Regions from separate parts of the Mus musculus genome. Here region 2 is linked to region 1. The links are chromatin loops, found by intact Hi-C in ENCODE. Cell type or tissue: left cerebral cortex. All regions are shown on one strand.

The links. Peaks named below come from ENCODE experiments on the same cell type or tissue, not always from the same donor. Only the 100,000 strongest peaks of a DNase experiment are listed, where the experiment ranks them.
Region 2: a loop joins it to region 1, with 2.3 times the contacts of the local background. A loop is called at or near these places in 6 of 42 quality-filtered maps.

The regions. Positions count from the first base shown.
Region 1 is chr3:59,309,409-59,317,408 of GRCm38, reverse strand. Med12l (mediator complex subunit 12-like) reads right to left here. Exons shown (of 44, transcript NM_177855.3): 43 at 4,475-4,556; 44 at 1-2,712. The coding sequence ends at 2,660. Igsf10 (immunoglobulin superfamily, member 10) reads left to right here. Exons shown (of 7, transcript NM_001162884.1): 7 at 1-674. Among named protein-coding and RNA genes, the nearest start is that of Igsf10, 31 kb to the left of the region's middle. In left cerebral cortex, no CTCF peak of the experiment used is centred here; DNase peaks (open chromatin) are centred at 4,591 and 4,953; H3K27ac peaks cover 211 bases.
Region 2 is chr3:60,052,844-60,060,843 of GRCm38, reverse strand. No RefSeq gene overlaps it. Among named protein-coding and RNA genes, the nearest start is that of Sucnr1, 25 kb to the left of the region's middle. In left cerebral cortex, a CTCF peak has its summit at 4,202 (motif pointing right); a DNase peak (open chromatin) is centred at 4,197.

The DNA of each region.
Region 1 (8,000 bases):
AAAAGTCATTCAGTTAGCCCAGATCACTAAGACCAAGAGCTTTGTTAGCACATGCCATTCATCTGGAACTTGATGCCTACTTTCCGTAATGCCTACTTTCTTTTGGCCCCTACCTCAGACATGAGCTGACTCCAGTTAACATTGGTACTCTATGGCTGCCAGAGGTCAAATGATACCCACCGTAGAGTAGTCTCCCTCTACTTTTAGATGAAAAAGGGTACATAAAACAAGAAATGCCACCCTCTAAAGATTCAGCTTACAATATAACACAGATGTTAAGGGGTTCTTATAGCCAGAAATGGTAAGTATACCCAATTCCATTAGATTTCAAGGTCTGGTCTTTAATTTCCTATCTGCAACCCACCCAGCAAATGACAAGGTTCTGCAATAGAGCTTTTTCCTTAGGACAATTTTAATGCCAACCACATGCATTTGCTATGAAAGAAAAAAAAAAACCTCTCAGAATGCAGAATTAAGTGGCAGTAAATATAATAACTAAATTTAAAATTCCAGTTGCTTTCCTTGTAACGCGCAGGGCAAAGAGCTCTAGGTTTTTCCTCATCCCCCACGGCATCTCAGAACTAGAGGGCTTTAGCATGATTTACCTTCCTCATCTTAACAAATAAAACAAACAACGACAAAGGAATAACCATAGCCTTCATGTGCAAAATGATTAATAAATTAACTTCTGCAAAGTTTAAAGTGCAAACAAATGCTATGCAGTTCTAACACTCGTTCTGCTGTTCACAATATTGAGCTACGAAAAGGACAAGGTTCAGATTGAAGCTGGAGTTTTAACCATCAACAATCATTGAATTAAGACCAGAGAGGACAGGATATGGCCCACTCACTAGGCACAACATTCACACTTCGGTGGTTTTGCGAATGCAATCATATGGTCTATTACCCGGGGCGGGGGGAGGGAGGAGGATAGCTTCGTGAATTTTAAGAATGACTCTGGAGAGGAAAGCAAAGCGGACATATGGGACCACTGAAATGTACTGCACTGTCTGAGAGCAGAGAGAATGTGAACTCGGTGGGAAGAATGGTCTTTAATGTTTGGCAAAGTCTTTTCCAGCCCAGAGTAAACACAAAACAAGCAGGCTGGAGGGGTATATTTCACAGTGTACACAGCAGTTCACACGATGTCGCCATGGCAAAGTAAGCAAACATGGATCTGAGGTCATTTGAATGAGTCAAACTCTGCAATGGGTAACTCACCTAGGAAGATATAAATTATTTATAATAACAATCTGCGAAAGAAATCATCTGAAGTCGTACTAGCTACATTTTAAAAAAGTAGTTCTACAGGGTCTGCTCTTCATAGACAATCTATTCACAGTATGCTTGACTACATTACATGTGAAATCATATGGCAAAAAGAAAGTGAACCCAACAAAGGACAGGGAAAGATCCCTACATGTCTTAAAATGCCCTGCAATTTTCACATTCAAAATTGTATGCATCTAATTCTAAAAAAATATTATACGGAATACTCTTAAGTTACACAAACTGATAATAATTTACTGTATTTTTTCACTCTAATAGGAGCAAATTACCACATACTTGAACAAAGTTAAAATAGTTACTATTTCTTTATAATAAATTTTGATGTATAATTTACTTTACTTGTGCTTTTTGCACCGGTTTATAAATACAGTAGAAGCAATACACAACCAAGACTGACACCAACATTAATAATTAAATTCAAAATTGTAAATACTTACCATACAAAATTAACAGCAAGTATACCTTTGATGACTACCAGAACCCTCTGGAAACCATGTCAAGTCTGAGCACTGTGGAATCTAAGGCCAGCTGTGAGATTTTATTTTATTTTTCTCAAGTTGGCATGAGGTTCTGAAGAACCTAAACTGGACAGTTATTTTTTTTTTTAAACCAAAACTGGCAGTAAGTAAAATGGACCGATTCCACCGTGGTTCTTCTGGCCTCCCGTGGTTATAGGTTGTACCTTCATGAAGAATCTGGATAAAGATTTTGCCACTGGGAACAAATTTGAGTGCAGCTGCTTCTGAGAGACTCCCACAGTCCTCCAGGTGGCTCTTGCAGAAGCCCTGAAGAAGCGGAAGTACTAAGCAACAATCCGTTTCAGCACCTTTGGACCACAACAAAAGCGAAGCCAAGTCCTTCATAAATGCGAACGAAGTTTATAAAGTGCTTATGAAAATGATCAACATTTCAAATTAAAGTGATGCAAAAAAAAAAAAAATGTTCACCCCACCGCCACGGTCGAGTGAAGAGCTAATGTGTCCACTCCCGCGAGACCTGCCACAGCTTTCAAATCAGTAGTTTGGTCCACCACAGGTTTAAAAAAAATCGTTAATGAATACATAAATATTTAAACCTACCATAATTCATTCTTTATGTAAATATGAGATAAAAAAGCACCAGTTTCAAAAGGTCTGCTACCACACTATCTGGAGTAGGCCTGTATGATCCACATTTTAAAACCTATTTTAAATCTGATAAAACCAAACCATGACTCCTTTACTTATTTAAATACTTCTGCATGAAATGTAGCATAAAATATAGGAAAACATAAATAACCAAAGACCAAAGGAGACGTCTTATGAGGACTACTAAATTTGATTTTCTGTTTTTCAGTGCAAACATAAACTTCATGTCTTCTCTTTCCGATTCAAAAGTGTGAAGGGTGTGCACAGGGAGTCACTCCTTGCTGTGGCTGGTTACCTAAGGGGAAAGCAAACACAACAGTTACAGATGTGAACTGGTGCTGCAGATAACACCTTCTCTCTGGCGGGCCTCTCAGTAACAGCCCCAGGTATGGGAGGACAGAGCAACAGGCTAGACCCTGGGGCCAATAACCATGTAATGTGACCAAATGTATTCTGTAGAGGGGCCAAGTCTACAGGAGAGACCCACAGCTGCCCACACAATGCCTCGGGATTAGATAGATTGACTCACAGTGTCCAAGAGCTGTATTCCAGCTCTTGACACTCTGGGGACAGCAGAGCAAGCTGACATGCTCTTCAGATAAGTCTGCAATACAGGACTCCTCAGTGCTGATTTATAAACACTATAAGGCCAAGCCTTCAGGTTATATTCTCTGCAAGAATTTTAACTCAAAAATATCGTCGTATTTCATTGTTTTAATCACAGATTATTTAATAGAGTATACCTACTTAAAAAAAACAGCTAGGAAAAAAATTGATCTTACTTCACGTAACCAAAATTAACTGAGGCTACATGAAAACATACACACATATTTCAGGTTTGGAAATTAAAGAAAAATCTCATGTATGTATTCATGGAACATGGTGATGTGTTACATAAAGACACAGACAAGTGTACATTATATGTTAAAGACCAAAAACAAAAACAAAATAAAATAAAGAAAAATTAAGATATGACTGGCAGAGACACCAAGGAGTGTGGAGGGAGGTGGGGGGCAATTCTCTCTGTCAAGATTCCCACATGCAAAGCAGTCATGCAAAAAGCTACCCCTCAGCCACAAATGGATGCCACATCACTGTTTCAACATGCAGCAGACTCCACCCTGTAACTCAGAAACACTGAATCTGAAAGCCACGGGAAAACGTGTCTCCTATACTTTCATAGGTGGGAAAACGTGACCTAGCCAATAATGGCCACCTTGGCAAAGAAATCAGGTCTTGTGACTCCAGGCCACTATGTTTCACCACACAAGGGACTCACTCCATCTCTAAAACGATTCTATCCTGAGATACTGGTATAGGGGTGATCTAAGTCAAGGTCATGGGATGAGTTTCTCCTTAAACATTTCTAGCTCTATAAAAACAAGACCCGGGCATGGAGTTGAGGTTAAGCAGTAGAACACATGTCTGGAACACAGGAAGCCTTGGGTTCTATCCTCAGCACCATAAAATAAAACCAACAAAAGGGGGTTGGGTGTGCTTTGGGAAAGTCACATAAAACAACAGGAAAATACTGAATTTAAGGGGAAAAATGTGGCTTTTCCAGGGGAAGAAAAAGGTAAGTCCAAAACTAATCAAACTAAGACAAAGTGAAATACCTCAGACCAAGCCAAACATGAAAAAAAAATGTATGTATGTATGCATGCATGTATGCATATATTATGCATATATGTATGTGTGCACATATGTGTGCATGCATGGATATATGTGTGTGTATGCATGCATGTATGAATAAATGAATGTATGCATCTGTATATGTATGTATGTATATGTGTATGTATGTATGCATGTATGTATGTAACAAAAGTAGTCAAATAAAAGAGGAGGAGTGGACAGTGGAGGTCTAGGAGGGGTTTAATGGAGAGTAGCTGAGAGAGGAGACAGAAGAAAGCGAGGAAGGAAAGTGATGGAGCTCTATTTCAATGAAAAAGTCTTTAAAAATGTTTCAGAGGACACAGTGTGATTTCTGAAGAGCCTACTATGCCGGGCTTGTCGCTGACTCCCAGACTCCCCTGGCTCAGTGTGAGATAGGTACTTACTAGAAAGCTGCTTTTGGAGCTGTCGCACCAGGGCGGCTGTCTGTTGCTGTTGCTGGGTCTGCTGCAAGCCTTGCCTGGGGAACTGTAATTGCAACAAGGGGAAGGATGAGTCAGCCACTCGTGCTCCACAAGGCACAGGCTGTACCTCGGGGCTGGCTAAGGCACGTTCACATGCTCAGTTTGGATACGTCTGGTTTTGCCTACGGTACAGCTGGCCAAACAGTGCTTCCCGCAGGTACTTGCTTGGCATTTATCTTTAGAGTTTCCATGAAGAAGTGCTCACTACAGAGGTAGCCCACTCATCCAAGGACCTCTCTGACAAGATGAAAGCTCTCTGCTGTGGAGATCTGTCCAATGCCAACAGACCCCATGGGCAGGGCAGAGCAGAGCCTGTGAGATAGAGCATGGGTTTGTGGAACATCTGACCTCCACCTGACAGCCATGGCAGGGTGAGCTGGGCCATACACAAGAACACTCACATTTTAAGGAGTTTTCTCCTAGCCCTGTCTGAGGGGACCTGGAAGTACCACACAAGGAACTGCAGCTGATGTTTGAGGAGCATGGGGAGACTGACTGATCAGTGTCTGCTAGAAGCAAAGCTGTTTTTGATTAGAATCACCAATGATACTAGGACACTTCCTAACTGCAGGTGTCGGACTGCCTCTCTTTCTTTCCTTTCTCTACTCCTCAGCTGTCTTCTTGCGACTTAGAAACAACTGGGATGCTCTGATACGAGCATCTCTTAGTCATACACAAAGAACTGGTTGTTTCCTGTTAACCTCAGTCTGTGCCATCTGCCTGTATGGAACACAATAACCAGGCTGTCACAGCACCCTAGAGAGCATCTCCAGAGATAGAAAGTGAGAGCTGACCTAGGCCAGGGAGGAGCATGGTAAGGAGTTTTCTTTATTTTTGCCAGCTTCTTCCACAGTGGCTCTCTGCCAGCCTAGTGCATCCAAGGCAGCCGTGCCTGAGCTCTTCCCTCAGGTAACTGGGCTCTCTCCACCTCCCCTCTTCTCACCACACTAGGCTGAGAGGTCTGTGCTGTGCCTGTAACACATCTGCATTGCTTGTCCTTAATCTGCTTCACATCCCTAACGAGTTTTTAATAAGACCATTCTCAATGTGAATGCAACATGATTCCCTCTTCCTTGGAGGTCCTCAGTATGACTAAAAGCTGCCCAGGACTGTTAAGTCATATAGGAAATTCAAATACAGAATGCATAGCTAAATGTGAATTTCAGACAAGTAACAAGGAATTTTTTATTTTACTAATATTTAATATTTCACGTGACAAATACTGAATTTAGTCCAAGTAACCCAACAGAAAATTTGACGTAACACTTTTGCTAACTGCTTGCCTGAAATTCAGATTTAGCAGAAAACTCTAACTTTAGACAGCATTGCCAAGATGACTCTTCCATGTGTAATGGCACACAAAGATGATAAGCCATTGCCAGCACCAACCCTCTCCACATACAGGTCTGGGAAAACAGAACAACAATCATTCCTCTGTGTGGAAAATTCAGGAAGGCACGTGTTTTCTTTTTAATTCAACCATTTCAATGCTTAGAATCCTATTTAACAAGTCTTGCTATGTGCCATGAACTATTGTGGGCATTATAGGTATACACTCTGGCGCTTGATTCTGACGAACAATGATGTTAACAAAGCTTTTGGTACAGGTGCTTTCATGTTTAGTGTGTGTCAACATGGAAGTTAGTATGTTAGCTCTCATCACGTCATGTAGGGCTGAACCCTTCTCCACACACACTGCATTTCTGCAAACATTCATCCACACAGCCCCCTTCCAGAGAATGCATAGAGAGAGAGAGCTGGATGTCCCTTCTCCTCAGCTTTGGATGTTTAATCTTGAATTTTCAGAGATATTTGAATTTAGACTATGAATAATAAAGACCTATGACCCTTTACTACCAATATTCTCATGATACAGGTGGGAGCTGTGTCATTTGGCTACTGAATCCTAAGGGCACTCTTAGAACTATCGATCTCAATTTCTCATAACAGAGCACGAATTCCCCGAGAAAGACCAGTATAAAACTTTTGTCTGTGGCTGCTGGTCAAAAGTCACAGCAGTTCTTAACTAATGCTGCTATCATGTATGTTTTTTGAAAGGCAAAATGGAATACAACATAATCTTCCCCCAAGAACGAGTGCATTTTAAGTCACCCAATTAAGACAGCATAAGATGAAAAGAATAGACTTAGTTACACAGTATGGATATTATTTTCTTGAATGTTGGAAGGAGCTTCATTCTACATCTATCAAACAGAGTTAATAGTCATTTAAACACACGAACCTTTAAAGGATTATAAGTCAAGAACTACACTTATGACCAAGCTTGAGACACCACACAAATTTCCCCAGAAAGGACAGAGGCTACCACTAGTTGCCCTTTCTTCCCAGACCACAAATGACACAGGAATGCACACAAAGTTGTCACCACACTTAACTGATGGTATTGGGCTTCTCTTAATCTTTCACACTCACTTTACAGAAAAGCTTCCATAGGATACCTTGAAGAGGTGACAGTTTCTGTCCTAAGGCAGTTTTGACCTTAAAAACACCTTTATACAGTGATTAACTTGGCTATGGGTATTCATTGTCACTGCCTACCATGTCCCAACTGATGCTACCAACTAAAGGAGACTGACAAAGTCACAGTCAAAAGGCAACAGATGTAGCACTGCCTTTCATGGTGGCTTACGCTGAAGCTTTCCAACATGGGCTCCACGTTTCTCGATCTTTGGATCTCTGTTAGGGCTTCAACTCTATCACTCAAAATAGAAATGCTATAGTCTTAAACCCCAGGATTGTGACATTACTTGGAGGTAGAGCTTTTCTAGAGGTAGCCATGATTATTTCCATGGAATCTAACACAACATGAATGGTACTCTCATAAAAAGGGAAACGTGGGCACATTAGTGCAAACAGTGAGAACGCCACGAGAGGGTGGCACAAAGCTCAGATACTAAAGGCAGCCAGTGCACAGTGAGGGACTGGAACAGAGGCATGGCATGGGCTCTCCCATCAGCAAGCAGAAGGAACCACCATTGCTGAATTCCCATCTTTCACTTCCAGTTTCCAGAACAGAGAGGAAAAAAACACAAACCCACTTTTAAGCCACGTAAGTTCACATACCTAACTAACAAATCAGTACAACTTCTGAAGCTCTTCAACTAAAAAGGTCTACCCACCATATGCTACTTTTCATGTACAACATGGCCATTCAGCCATTTCCAGTGATTCTCAGTCCTCCAGTAGCGAAAAGCATACTCGGTACTTCCATGGCACTCTCCCTAATGTCTCACAGGCTGCTGGCCTCTACTGAATATAACAAATAAGTACTGATCTAAAATCCACTGTACCCGTCGGCAGGCAGGGAGTGGCAGGTCAGGAAGGTGGTGTGGTAACTTACTCCTCCCTTCATGCAACATCAACCACAACCCCAGAGAAGTCCAAGCTCACCTCTCCTCAGCAACCAGCTCACCACCCTCTTCTCCAA
Region 2 (8,000 bases), 740 kb before region 1:
ATGTGTATTCTTTGGTTGGTGGTCCAGACCCCAGGAGCTTTAGGGGTTTTGGCTGGTTGACACTGTTGCTCCATCCGTAGGGCTGCAAACCCCCTCAGCTCCTTCAGTCTCTTCTCCAACTCTTCCATCGGGAAACCCACACTTAGTCCAATGGTTGTCTGTGAGCATCTGCCTTTGTATTTGTCAGGCTCTGGCAAAGCTTCGCAGGAGACAGCTTTATCAGGCTTCTGTTAGCAAGCACTTCCCGGCATCCACAATAGCGACTGGGTTTGGTGGCTGTATGTAGGATGGATGCCCAGGTGGGGCAGTCTCTGGTTGGCCTTTCCTCCAGTCTCTGCTCCATACTTTGTCTCCATATTTCCTCCTGTGAGTATTTTTTTCACCCTTCTAAGAAACACTGAAACATCCACATTGTGGTCTTCCTTCTTCTTGGGCTTCAAAAGGTCTGTGAATTCCCTCTTTTCCCTGCCCCCGCTTCTCTTCCTTCCAAGTCCCTCCTACCCTCTACTTCCCTTGATTATTTTGTTCCCCCTTCTAAGTAGGACTGATATTTTCTTACAGGACCTTTTGTTTCCATTAAGTCTACTTCCTTAATATTTATTGTTAACATTCCTTGTTTGGCACTGTGAAAGTCATGAGAGCTTGGTATTTTTTACGTTTTGCTTTTTCTAAAGGAGCTGAAGGGGTCTGCAACCCTATAGGTGGAACAACAATATGAACTAACCAGCAACCCCCAGAGCTCATGTCTCTAGCTGCATATGTAGCAGAAGATGGCCTAATCAGCCATCATTGGGAAGAGAGGCCCCTAGGTCTTGTAAACTTTACATGCCCCAGTACAGGGGATCACCAGGGCCAAGAAGTAGGAGTAGGTGGGTAGGGGAGCAGAGCAGGGGGAGGATATAGGGAACTTTCTGGATAGCATTTGAAATGTAATTAAGGAAAATATCTAATAAAATAAAATAAAGGAAATGGAAAACAAAAGTTCACGACATCCCTTCTTCCTGGAGCACTATAGATTGTCATCAGGTGCAAATCCCAGCATCACATGGGTTTTCTGGAGTTTGATATCTTCTCCACCAACGTAGCTGCCGTTTCACTACGTGCACTTTGAGTACCATCTTACTTGGCTCATTTTATGTTTTGAATGGCTGTAATTGCTGATAGCTCAAAACACAGAGGAAAAAAGGAATTTTTTTCTGTTGTGCAATATGGTGCATTCTGCTGGTAACTTTAACTTACCAAGGGAAAATAGTGTGAAATAAATAGCAAATGCTGAAAGTAATTTGAGGTTTCTCAATTTTGAAGCAGCAGGCTATCAAAATACCTTTGAGAACCACAAAGTCCCAGAAATGAGTATTAAGAAACTCCTTGTTAGAACTCAAAATGTCTGCAAGGTCAGTGCAGCGCTTATACGGTGCTCGTCCAAACCATCCCCAATTCAGATGTAACCTTAGAAGGTCACAGTTATGAAAGCAACTGATACAGACACTTAAGTGTGGGAACTGTAGTCATAAAAGAGACCAACACATGTCACTAAGTAATTCACCAGGCCTTTCACTATTATTTTATAGATGAGAAAACTGAGTTCCAACAGTTGATAGGATAATCAAATTGTTTGGGATAACCAAAGCTTTGTAGGCCGAAGCTCCTCCTAAGATGAAAGAAAATGGTGTTTGGGTGTGTGAAGTGGTTCAGGGTGTACCTGCAGGTGCACATCGCATAGTTTGTATCCTTTGGTTTCCCTTGGCTTTTGATTTTGAAGCTACTTACTACCTGTGTGTGTATATATATATATATATATATATATATATATATATATATATATATATTTATAAGGGCTTGTTATTATTGTATACACACACACACACACAATATCTATATTATGGCTTGTTAGTTCAGTAGTTTTATGGGAGACCTAAGAGTGGTCTCTAACCCTTGGGAGTCTTTTCCTCCAGTTAGGTTGCTTTGTCTAGGCTTGTTATGATGGCTTTTGCCTAGTCTTGTATCTTGTTTTGTTCTGTTTGGCTTTTTACTGAAGAGGAAACAGGTTGAGTGGATTTAGTGCAAGGAGAGGGATCAGAGAGAAGCAAGGAGGAATGGAAGGAGGGTAGCCTGTTGGTTGGGATATATTGTATGAGAGAAGATTCTATTTTCAAAAAAAGATTTTAAAGAAAAAAGGCTATTGTTATAGTGAATCTTCTGACATGACTCAATGCTGATGCAAAAAACTCTACTCTCAGCTTTCAGCGCATATGAAACACTTTATGATGGAGCTATGAGTGCCCATGTTCTGGGAACAGGGATCCAGGTTATCTGGAATTCCATGTTCCAAAATAGTAGCAGTTTCATAGTAATAGAAAAAAATGAAATATAAATCAATATACTTTAAAAGCATGTTACAGTAAATGGGGGAAATCTCTAGTATGGGTCTCAAATGTAAGCTAATGGCATTCTTTGCTCTTGGATTTGAAGACACTTGTGATCCATTAACACACTGTAGTTGCTTCACCTGCCAAGCACAGGATGGTAGGTGAAACATGTTAAGTGGGAAGTGAATGACTACTAAGGCTAAAGATATCTCAAGATAATTGGACTCTGTGTCTGAAACCCTCCAACTCCCCACAATCACAGTAGTTCCAATCAGTTAAACCTGTAGACTTTTAATATAGCGGTAGATATATGCCCCCCACGCCACCCCAGCAGCTTCTGTTCACATTGAGAAGATGACACCCTAATTATGTATAATGTTTGTGTTCATTATTTTATTTATCTCATTTAAGAAGTCATTTAACCCACCCAAACTCAGAAGGCTGAAAATCTATGGTACCACTTAAAAGAAAATATTAACAGCATATGCTGTAACTCACAAGAGGAGAGTATATACTGAAGAAGGTAAAATGAAACATGAATAAGAAAAACTAGGTCAAAGATAATATTGACTAATGATAATGTAGCTTAGAGACTGCCTGTTTAAACAGTCAAAGTTTAAAAATCAAAGAACTCTCGTCATAGTTAGCTATTTGTTATCAAAATATGTCACAAGGCAGTTATCACTGTACAGTTTTTACAACCCATAAATATGACCATTTAAAAATAAATCTAGCCAGGTCTGACACTGTCTGCTGGAGCCTAAATCTGTCTTGCAGTATTGATTACAATACACTATGGTGGCTGTATAATTTGCCTCTTGCTCCCTGAGATAAAAATAACTCAGTTGACAGGTATTTTTTCCTCAGAAAATCATAAATCATAAATGTTTTCTAAAACCATTCATGGTACATTAAACAAATGCAAAAGGACACCTGGGAAAGGACACCTGGGACAGGACACCTGGGAAAGAACACCTGCCAGGCTGCACCATGTGGCAGTTCTTGCAAATGCCTCAGTATTCTGATTTCTGTAAATAGACTAAAGGAACAGTTTTAAACTCTACAGAGCATAATTAATGTTGAGGATTTGTGGTCTTTCCTCTATGTTGTTTTATCTACTGTTGTGCTTGTTCAGCTCATGCCTAGGCAGCCATGTTAGTGAGCCTTTAGGCATGTAGCCCTGAAGGTACTAGAGCTACCAGTAACTAAGGAGGGGTGATGGGGATAGAATTAGTTTCCTCCAGGGAAGAGTGAGCTAAAGGTCAGCTTTGAAAACATATGTACAAGTATCATTATACAGATTGAGCAGGCTATATTTTGGGACACCCGCACCCACACACATACACACACATACACAATTTGTAAGAGCTAATGAAAACTTGGCCCCGAATTTGAAAGAGAGAAAGAAATGTATATAAATATGAAAGGACTTGGAAAGAGAAAAGAGAAATGATGTTCTTCTAATCACAAAAAGTAAAAGAAACAATAAAGAGAAAAGAGGAAGACAAAAAGCTACACTCAAGTCTACCTGCCTTTTTTTCTTATTAGGAGCTAAAGAACATTTGTGAATAGAGGAAGTTGTATTGGCACCAGTTTGTGTTCATTATTTTATTTATCTCATTTAAGATAAATCTTACATCTTAAGATGTAAGAATTATATAAATCTCCATGCAGAGGACATTTGGAGATATTTATAATTTGAAATATTTTCTCAAATGAGCAAATGTTTCAATATTCATATTGAAACACACAAACATAGAATTATTAGGTATGTATTCTAAGACTAACTGCATTTCAGCTTACGTTGGGCAACAGCCTTTGGGGACCACAAGGGGGCAGAAGAAGTGAACTAATTCTCTAAATAATATACAGTCTCATAGAATGTCTTTCTTTATATAAATTTATTTACTTTCTAGGAATAGGAAACGTGTTCAAGGCCCTGGTAAAAGTTTTGATTATAATGACATAACAGTATAAAATGTAAAACGCCAGATCTTCTGGTTTCTAATACTTTAATGCAGAGTATATGACTAGATATAGTATATTCCACCAAAAGAAAGTGGAAGAAAACTGTGAATTGAGGTCTAGTGAAAAATAAGCAAATGAACAAATAGGATTAAGACAAATATATAAGTATATTATACCACCAATGCCACATTCAAAATTAAAAAAATAAATAAATCCTCTGTTAAAGTAATTAAGTCTAGATTCTGTACTGTCTTGGGGCTGTGGGAAAATGAAACCCACTGGGCTTCTGTGCTTATAGGGGCTTGGATTAGGTAGGTTTTAGTTTTCTTTTCCTTTTGTTTTGTTTTAAAATCCCCTCCCCAAAAGAAATAAACACCCATTGGAGACTAAGAACTATGCGTATAGGATGCTCACAAAAAGTGGTTTCCTACGCATCGGTCCTCACCTGTCCACAGTCTCGCCTTCTCTGAAAGGAGCACTGGAACTACTCTACAAGATTTCTATAAAGTCTTCCATTAATATGACCTCGGAGGGCGGGGAGCGTGTTGCACTGTGTATAGGCCATATACTTGAGTGTTTTATTTCAAACTCTTGGCAGAAAGCTTTGTCTTTCTTGCTAAAGATTCCCTAGGATAGGGGTGTATCATCAGAGGCTTGGCAAAACTCAGCATCTCAAAACCATTAACTCCCCCTAGAAGCAGGTCATGTTTTGAATTATGACAAGTTAACATGAGGGAAAACAAGTGAAAGCAATCTACTAGTGACTCTTCACATAAAGGACATTTAAGCACATCCCATCTCTGTCCCCTAAAATTACAGCAGTTTTCTTCACTGGAAATTATTCCTTTTTTTTTTTCTTAATGTGAACTTTACAGCATCATTGAGCTCTCTGATGAAATAGCTAGAGTCTTAAATAGTATACACTCTTCTAAAACCTTCAGGGTTCCTGAGATCAGAAAGAAAAGTAAAACAGGAAAAACCATTCTATAAAATCTATTGCAGAAAATGACTTTTGGCAGAGTAGCAGATAGATAAGTTAAAAATAGATGGGCCACTTTGTTGTTTCGGGGTCTTTAATTTTTTCTTAATTCCCACTGTATAGAAATTCATTGAGATGTGTAGAATTTAGGTCTGGTTTCTATTGCTGTAGCTTTTTTTCTTGGATTTTCATTTTCAAGTTCTTTATATAAAAGCCTTATAACCTTTATTATAAAGATCTTGCAAGTAAATAATGACATTAAAACTAACCAGAACCAGTGTGTATAATAAAGTTTTAATACATTTTTTCAAACATAAAAAAATAATAATTGCTTTTCAGATTCTTGTACATGAACCTGTGTTATGTTCCTAAATGGTGGCAGGCAGAGGCACAAGCGCCTAATACTCAAGCTTGTTGGTGGCTGATTTCTTAGTGCTGGAGCAAGACTTAGAGTTGTATGCCCATGAGGATATCCCTCCTCCTATGCCACAATACACTTACTATGTATTTCTGACTTTTCTAGTATGTAAGACCTAAAACTGAAAATTACAGCACTAAAATTTCTGTGAGATCTAAAAGATACCTCTGTATCCAAATCTGGTTACCATTACACAGAGCAAAGGCCAGAGAGGCAACTGAGGGCCCCACACAAATGTACATTTTAGGTTAGGCTTGGCAGTTGGCTATGGTTCAGGTGGGCTAGACCTATGGAAATTCACAAGACTGAACAAGCACACAGGATGTGCAATTAGGCTAATCCTGGAATTTAGATATGCCATGAGTGAGCTAGATACAAGTAATCTCAGTAGGTTGAGCTGGTGCATAAGATAGGTGACTAGGGCCAAGCAGAGTTTGTATTTCAGACTGATATGAAAGATGTACAGTCAGTGCCAATCCTGTATATTGGGAATAGTACATAAAGAGTTTAACAATCTTGGCTGATGTGTAGGATGTGCAGTGTTGGCTGGCTCTGGATGACACATATGGCACAAATAGTCTAGGCTCAGGCAGACTTCTATTTTTATTTGTTTACATTTCACTTGGGATTTAATTACCACACTCTTTACATTGCTGACATTCTTTTTCATGTTCTTTTTAAACTGTTGATTATGTTTATGATTGTACTTTTAAACTCATATCCTGAGGTTTGTCTGGGTAGTTATTCCTGGAGAACATGTCTACAGGACTCAATTGAGGGGCATCATATTGTTTTAGCCATTCACTTTGATTTTGGTTTTGTTGAGTGCTCTGGTCTTGTAGACTTTTTCATTGTGTGTCTGATACAAGATATTATGCCGCTTTGTTGAGTGAAAGTTTGGCTCTGTTTTTGCTATTGCTCAAGCATGGTTGATTTTAGATAAAGTATGAAGAGCTTGTATGTCAGTCCTCCAGAGTTTCCAAATTGAGTTTTTGATTGGAGTGTTGGATGTGATTCTAGCTCAGTGGCAACCAAGAAAGGGCGTGAATGTGAGACTCCTCCCTGGGTCTGCCTGGGCAAGTACACAATACCTGGGTATTGTGTCACAGTTTCTTTAATGAAAACTTTCCATCTCATAGGAAAGCTCATAAAACACAAAATGTTAAAGGGGAGATCAACATTGTATTTTAAGACAGGCTGTTTTCGGGGAGGTAAAACAACAGAATTCCTGAGGTTAAATAAAACATCCCATCCTAAAGAGAAACTCCCTAAGCTTAGGATCTCTCCCTCCCACCCATGAGTAAGCAATAAGGAGTCACTGTGAGAGAAGTCTGAGTTGACTGAGAGCAGTTGAGAGCAGTAGAACAGGTTGGAAGAGGCAAGATTAGCTACTTTTCCTGAAACCCCAGGTCAGCTGAGTTACTTGGAAAGAATGCTTTGCATGCTGGGGTGCCTGTAGGTTTCAGAAAGCTTTAGGTTCCCAACCTTAGTCCACTCACTGTCAACCACACTGGGGTAGGCTCCAGTGATGTAACTGCCCTTGTGGCATTTCTACTTTTGCAAGGAACCTCTCACCTATGTTCCTGTAAGCAGCTCTTAAAAATATTCGTTGGTTCACAAAGGAAGTTGAATTTTATCATGTGTGTACACTGCCTTACCTTTGGTTCCCTATCTGGAGTGAGTAGACATTTGTTTACATCTCCCTAGGAATAGTGTCACATCTGGTCAGAACTAGAAGGGTAAAGAAGTGTTCATCAGGGACCACAGGCAGTCACTTCTCTGGACTACAATCTGCATGGACTACGTTAGGTTTTCTGGGAGTATGAAAACTTTAAAAGAAGATGAGTGTCCAGGTCACTAATTAACCAGGCTGGGGTGGTTAGCATACCCTGAGCTAAGCCTGGGACTATGTATACATTCAATAAATGAAGTAATTTTCTTAGTAGAAAGAATGACAAGATCATCTGAGAGTAGTGGGTAGATAACCAGAGCACATCATAGCTCACCTATATTTGTCTAGTTCTTGTGGTCTTTCTCAAATTAACTGTGATATAAAATATTTCAATTAGTACATTTTTACAGTTTATTACAACAAGCTCTGTTTTAGAAAAACATAATGTGTGTTAGCTCTACCTTTCTTGCAATTCATTTTTCAAGATTTTATTCTAGTACTTATTTTGTATGGAACATAACATAAAGGGTTTTGTTGTTGTTTATTTATTTTAGTTAATATGTTGTTTACTAATATACATGTTTAAAGAATTGA